2 separate regions of the Homo sapiens genome follow, and region 1 is linked to region 2. A link is a contact called in ENCODE Hi-C data. All regions are on one chromosome and are shown on one strand. The core of a region is the stretch at or near the end of the contact, and the rest is flanking DNA. Distances in the headings are between cores, read along the strand shown. Region 1 overlaps SGIP1 (SH3GL interacting endocytic adaptor 1). Region 2 overlaps PDE4B (phosphodiesterase 4B).

The links. A loop is a pair of places that touch in the nucleus more often than their neighbours do. Pooled maps may share reads with other maps.
Region 1: a map of chondrocyte shows a loop between it and region 2 (2.5-fold over the local background). The contact joins two enhancer-like sites. A Hi-C loop is called at or near these places in 4 of 168 maps with a recorded cell type or tissue (A673, CD4-positive, alpha-beta T cell, PC-3 and 1 more), 3 of 37 single-sample maps with no recorded cell type and 8 of 50 pooled maps.

Annotation. Positions count from the first base shown.
Region 1 is chr1:66,727,222-66,730,951 of GRCh38, reverse strand. It overlaps SGIP1 (SH3GL interacting endocytic adaptor 1), which reads right to left. Exons shown (of 25, transcript NM_032291.4): 20 at 1,533-1,688. Among named protein-coding and RNA genes, the nearest start is that of DYNLT5, 23 kb to the left of the region's middle. Within about 2 kb of position 1,656, at least 2 of the 41 ENCODE cell types and tissues checked have a DNase peak (open chromatin) inside an H3K27ac peak, as active enhancers do.
Region 2 is chr1:65,977,122-65,980,714 of GRCh38, reverse strand. The region is part of intron 3 of PDE4B (phosphodiesterase 4B); the gene reads right to left. Among named protein-coding and RNA genes, the nearest start is that of PDE4B-AS1, 72 kb to the left of the region's middle. Within about 2 kb of position 1,399, at least 3 of the 41 ENCODE cell types and tissues checked have a DNase peak (open chromatin) inside an H3K27ac peak, as active enhancers do.

The sequences.
Region 1 (3,730 bases), core at 407-2,906, 750 kb before region 2:
TATGGGGAGGAGAATGGGATAGTCCAGGAGGCAGAGTAGAGCTGAGACTAAAGGATGAGTTGGAGTCAGGTGAAGAAGGTTGAAACAGTATTCGAGGCAGGGGAAACAAGTACTACAAAGCCCTGTTGTGGGAAAGGATGCAGCCTGTTTCTGAGATTGGCAGGTCTGGCTGGAGCTAAAAGGATTCTGAGGCAGGATGGTGGGAGATGAGAATGGAGAGGCAGACAAGGGTAAACAACTCAAGGCCTCAAAGGCAATGGTAACAGGTTTAGATTCTGGGACAGGTGTAATGCGAAGCCACCAGGGAGTTGTGAACAAAGGAGACCTGATTTACTCACAAAAGACCACCTGGCTGTTGAAATGTATTGGAGAGGGGCAAGATTGGATTCAGGGAGAGAAGGCAATTGCAGTGGTATGGGGAAAAGACAGTGGTCACTTGGACAAGGGAGGTGGCAGTAAAGAAAAAAGTGGCCACTTCAGAGAGAGGTTTGTAGATGAACATCAGGACTTGATGGAGAAGCTGTCAAGAAGACTTCTTTCAGCTCATTCACTGCAAATAATTAACTTGTATAATTGATCATTTTAATAGCATGCATGCATGTGGGTTTGTGTGACTGTGCATATGCATAATAAAGACATCAAATTCAGGTTTAATAGTTAGAAAATGTGAAAAATTACATTGATATAAACATATTTGCATAAGTTTCTTTTATGTCATACATGTAAAATTCCATCAAAACAATGATCATTACAATGAAATTGTATTAACTATTAAACCTGAATTTGATGTCTTTATTATGCATATGCACATGCACAGTCACACCTACACACACAATTGATTTAAAAAGAAGGCCAGGCGTGGTGGCTCATGGCTGTAATCCCAGCACTTTGGGAGGCCAAGGCAGGCAGATCACTTGAGGTCAGTAGTTTGAGACCAGCCTGGCCAACATGGCGAAACCCCATCTCTACTAAAAATACAAAAATTAGCCAGGTGTGGTGGTGGGCGCCTGTAATCTCAGCTACTTGGGAGGCTGAGGCAGGAGAACCACTTGAACCCAGGAGGCGGAGGTTGCAGAGAGCTGAGATGGTGCCACTGCACTCCAGCCTAGGCAACAGAGCAAGACTCTATCTCAAAAATAAAATAAAAATAAAAAGATGCTCATACAATGAAAGGATTTTATTCTTGTTATTTGGCTCATTTCCCACCATTGTCATCCACTGTCTGTTGATAATGAGTAAAACAGACGATGAACAAACTGTTGCTGATACAGATTTTCTTACCCTGTCTCTCTAACCACTTGAGATAGTTGGCCATTAAAACACGTATATGCATATGCAGTCACACATTCACACACAACCACCCACAACAAATTTTGATAGCTGGTAAAAGTTCTGTGCTTGAATCTACAAATATATCTGAGTGGTGGTAATTTCACTATAGTGCGACCCTGTTGCTAAGATATATCCCTCATCTAAGTACAAAGTACTAAGCCACATGTATCTCTGAAAAATTTATGCAAAATCATATTTACCAGCAGAGAAGTTGGGGGTTTGGCAGGACGTGTTCTAACCTGCTGAAATTTATCACCCGAAAAGTCAGAGCAGCTGGGGACGGGTTGTTGGCAAAGTGTCTGGTGATGCCAGCAGGAAATGACAACACCATTTCTCCGGTAATCTTAACGATACATCTGGCATATCAAAACACAGAGAGGAAAGAGAGAGAAAATCCATGTCAATACACTGAATCAAAACTGCTGTGAAAAACAATTTATGAGGCAATGTTAAATAGCAGAAGAGATAAAAGGCAGGCTCTTACAATTCCATTAAAAAATACTTTAACTTCTATTTTAGGTTCAGGGGTACATGTGCAGGTTTGTTATATAGGTAAACATGTGACTTGGGGGTTTGGTGTACAGATTATTTTGTCACCTGGGTACTAAGCATAGTATTTGACAGTTTTTTTTTTCTGAACTTTTCTCTTCTCCCATCCTCCTCCCTCAAGCAGGCCCTAGTTTCTTTTGTTCCTCTCTTTCTGTCAACATGTTCTCATTATTCAGCTCCCACTTATAAGTGAGAACATGTGGTGTTTGTTTTTCTGTTCCTGTGTTGGTTTGGGAAGGATAATGGCCTCCAGTTCCATCCATGTTCCTGCAAAGGACATGATCTCATTCTTTTTTTATGGCTGCATAGTATTCCATGGTGTATATGTAACACATTTTCTTTATCTAGTCTATCATTGATGGCCGTTTAGGTTGACTCTGTGTCTTAGCTATTGTGAAGAGTACTGCAATGAACATACCAATGCATGTGTCTTGATGATAGAATGATTTATATTTCTTTGGGAATATAACCGGTAATGGGATCTCTGGGTCAAAGGGTAGTTCTGTTTTTAGTTCTTTGAGGAATCACCACACTATTTTCTACAATGGTTGAATTAATTTACACTCTCACCAGCAGTGTATCATTTCTAACTTATCTGAGAACTCAATGGTCAGCACTTATTTTAAAAAGTGACTATTTTGTTTTATGTGTTTTGAAATGTAAGAAGAAAAGTACAGCTTTTCTCTTTCTGTAGAAGTCTATAGCTTCACCTCATGAATAGAATCCTCTACTCTGGTGGTTCTCCCTCACTTTGATTTCTGAATCTTTGGCAGCATATTTGAAGATAGTATATTGTACAATGTTATCACATTATTTCCTGGACTTGTCTTACTTAGCTCTTCGAGTAACATGAGTAATGCCTTTAGCATGTTGTTTTATGTACTCATGAGGTAAAGTTTTTGCCTTGCACTTAACTAGTTCTTCATTCCATTAATTTGTCTATTTGGTCAAAATTGTAAACTCAGTCATATAAGTTAACACAATGGGATGATAGCGTGGAAGGAAAAACAATTCTTTTTTTTTAAAAAAGGCTTTATGAAGATATAATTGATATATAATAAACTGAACTTATATACAGTGTAAAACTCCATGAGATTATATGATGTAAAATCATCATACAATTAAGAAAATGAACATTTCCATCATCCCTGAAAGTTTTCTTATGCTTTTTTGCAATCCCTTTTTGTAATCTCTCCCACTGCCTCCTTTCCCTGTCCCTAGGCAAGAGTTAATATGCTTCACTATAACTTCATTTGCAATTTCTAGAATTTCATATAACAGAATTGTAAGGTGTGTGATTTTTTGTTTCTTTCACTGCACATAATTATTTTGAGACTTGTTCATGTAGTTGTGTGCACTAATAGTTCATTTCTTTTTGTGGCTGTGTAGTGTATGGGTATACCACAGTTTTAAAAAATACATTCACCTACTGAAGAACATTTGGCTTCTTTCCAGTTTTTGCCTATTACAAATAAAGGTGCAATGAATACGCGTGTACGGGTATTAGTATGAATATACCCTGTCATTTCTCTTGGTAAGTACACAGGAGGAGAGTCACTAGCTCACATAATAGGTGTAGACTCTCAAAGAAACTGCCTAACTGTTTTCTAAAGTGGAAAATACAGCTGTGCATGAGGGTTTTAGTTCTTCCACATTCTCACCAACACTTGGTAGAACTGATCATTTTAATCTTAGCCATTCTCATAGGTGAGTAGTGGTATCTTCTTGTTGTTTTAATTTGCATTTCCATAATGGCTAAGGATCATCAGCATCTTTTATGTGCTTGTCATCAGTTATCCTCTGCTTAAACTGTCTGCCAAGTTTTTAAATAGGGTTGTTTGTTCTCTTA
Region 2 (3,593 bases), core at 150-2,649:
TCTGAATTTCCTGACACATATTGGGATTTAGTTGGTACAGTATCTATTAAAATAAATGGGCACTGCTTGCCACACACTGAAGCCAAGGAAAATTTTATCTTCATCCAAATACGAACAAACTCAAAGTAAAGCATATTGAGAACACAAATGAGAATCAAATGAAAAGAAAAGAAACACCAACACCCCCCTTTTATAACAAGTGATTTATATTCTAAAGTCACAGCCTATGATTACAGTTGTAGATTCCATCAGATTTTTTTATAGCTAAGAAAATGTGCTTCTTAAGGCAGAGATCCAAATTTCTGAATCGTGACAGCAACAGCTGAAGACTAAAGATAGACAGTCAAAACACCATTTTTCTGTACATTTTCAGTTGTTAAAAAAGCAGTTACAGTACATTATGTATAAAACATATTGTTTTAACCCTATGATGGCTCTACTGGGGAAAAATTTATGACAGAAAATATTATTTTATACCTTCATTATATACACATATTTTTAAAAGTGGTGATGGTTTTTTGTGCATAATGTCGTGTTTTCAAATGTATTTTATATAGATGTGTATAATCATTATCAACAAAATATTCTTATTTCAAACAAATGTTGAATTTGTGGCACCCGTCTCATGGCGACTCACACTCACTTCAGGATCTGTTTGCTTTTACCTCTTTCTGGAAAGCTCTCTCTCTAGATCTTTCTATGGTTCTCTTCTGTTCATACGTCTTCTCCTCAGAAAGTCTGTCCCTAATGACCTGATGTAAAACAACAGCCCTGCCCTTTCTCGTACCTTCCTCAGCTTTAATCTCCTAACAGCTTCTGTCACTCACTCTCTGCCATTGCTATTGCCTGACACCTCCACTAGAATAAAAGCCCTGAAACAACAGAGACCTTTGGTGTTTCATTTACCTCAGTAACTCCAGCACCTAAAGCAGTGTCTGGCATAGAGCTGATGTTCAATAAATGCCTGCTTAATCAATAAAGACCACTTAGTTAAACTGCAAGCGCTTTCACTCCAGGGTCCCATTAAGGGCCTCCTGCTTCATCCTCAGTCACTTCAACCAAGTCCTTAAGCAAATTCATTTTTCAGCCACTGAGAAGAGGTGTAAAAAAACATGTGGAATGATAGACAACAGGCAAGATTAAGCCTTGCCTTGAATTTGCCACTATTGATGGCCTTTTAGCCAACACTGCTAGGGTACCACTGAACGCCTGACCTTCCATAAGCAGAAAAATATTGCAATTCTCTATTCCTTAGTGGGAACACATTTCACTAGACAGAAGGCAAAGCAGACATGAACTTGTGACCTTCCCAATGGAGTAGCGGCACCACCACCCAGCAGGATTCGCTCTTTCAGATAACACAATGGTAACACTGTGTACCAAGGAATGATTCACAGAGAAACAGGAGCTCCGCCAAAGGCAGGAAGGCAATCTGTACAGAATACTATATGCTGAGAGAGCTTTCTTTTCATTACAAAATGAGAAGCAAGCAGTTTGGGGGATGGTAACTGCCTAACTGACATTATATATCCCTTAGAAAGAAGACCCAGAATCTGTGAATCACTTCTTTTTTTCTGGAGTGAGGGTTCCAATAAGGACCTTCATTTCAGTAAAGTAATCAAGATGTTCTTTGAAGTTGATTTTCACAGTTTTTCAAAGCTCAATAAATATTGAAGAAAGATGAAGATGATGGATGATGATGATGATAGTAAAAACTAGGCAAACATTTCAAATACAAATGAGTTGGACGGCCAAAAATATTTGTTAAAGCAGTAACAATTATGGGGATAAATAAAGCAGTAATAATTATAACAGATTTTATACATCTGTTAAAATCCCAGATGTATAAAAAAGGAATGAGATGCCAAGGTGAGAGACCTATAAATCTGCATAAAATTCTAAATGATTCAGTATTCAAAACATTGAACTTGTTGTCAAGGAGATTTATGGTAAGCATAGTAATTCTCTTTTCAATTCTAAGCTATCATTTATACTGTCCAAAAACACTACATTATAATTAAGAACTATTTTGCCATAGATAACATATTTCCTAAACAGTACTCTTGATATTTTTATTAAGATTACTAAGCACAAAAATACAGTAATATATAAAGAATCTGCATGTGAAAATACTTGGGGAAACAAATTAAACCTCTGGTAAACTGAAGAGCAATCATGGAGGAGAATGACCTAAGTGAGTGAATTATTTATAAGGAGTCTGTGTTTTGAGATCAAACCTAAGCCAGGTTCTTCATCATCCTTGAGAAATTCCTTCAGGCTTTCTGTTTCTCAGTGCCTTATCCATAGATGTAAATGTTCGGACCAAGTATTCTTCAGGGCAATTCAAGTGAACTAATAAGTGAAAATTTAAAATTAAATGGTAGTGCACCCAGGAGCAGTGTCTCATACTGGTAATCCCAGTACTTTAGGAGGCCAAGGCGGGTGGATCACCTGAGATCAGGAGTTCGAGACCAGCCTGGCAAACATGGTGAAACCCCATCTCTACTAAAAATACAAAAATTACCCGGGTGTGCTGGTGGGCGCCTGTAATCCCAACTACTCTGGAGGCTGAGGCAGGAGAATCACTTGAACCTGGGAGGCGGACGTTGCAGTGAGCTGAGACCGCACCATTGCACTCCAGCCTGGGCAACAAGAGCAAAACCCCATCTCAAAAAAAAAAAAAAAAAAATTAAAAATTAAATTAAATTAAAATTAAATGGTGCTGCATTTACAACGCAATCTGGCACAAATATTTGAATAGTATACTCCTTTGCAGGATGTAAAATATGCTCTAAGTATTATCACATTCATTTAAAAATATTACCTGTAAAGAGGGAAATCCCAGCCTAATGTGGCTCCACAGCTTTTATACACAGTTACCTGCTGGATTACCATTTGTGCACTTCTCCAAACTCAAAGTAAAAAAGTAAAACTTTCTCCTTAGTGCCTAAAGCAAGCTTTTCAGAGCAAAGAGCAAATATGGTATGCTGTATAGGATAACACAAAGTGAGTTTCTGAAGATTAGAATATGTAACAACAGTTCATGGAAGAAAGAACAAGAACTATACATCGCCATCTCCATTTCCCTATGGTACATAGAACAATGTTAGATCTGATTTTTTTATTACAAAGTGCACAAAGTACAAAAAGTACAGTGAATGTACATTCACTGAGGGGTTATTACTGCTAAATATTTGAAATATTTCTCAGGTAATGCTTCAAGTAATTCCATGATACAGGCTTTATTATTGGGAAAACTTCATTGAAAACAATTGAGTTTCAAGAATCTAGTAATGATGCTCTCAATGCTTTTTTCTCTGTAATTAAGTCTATGTTCTTTTCATTATGTCAGTAGTTCTCCAAATGTGGCTCCATGATTGGCACCAAAGGCATCACTTGAGTTTATATCTCTTAAAAGCTTTCTAAACCTGTTTAAAATATTGCTACCTACTGAATCAGAAACTCTGGGGAGTGGGACCCAGAAATCCCTTAACAAGTCTTCAGGTGAATCTGATGCACACCAATATTTGTGAACCACTGCATTCTGCCATGTTTTCAGAGTTGATAATCAAGGAATTCTAGCATATAATGAG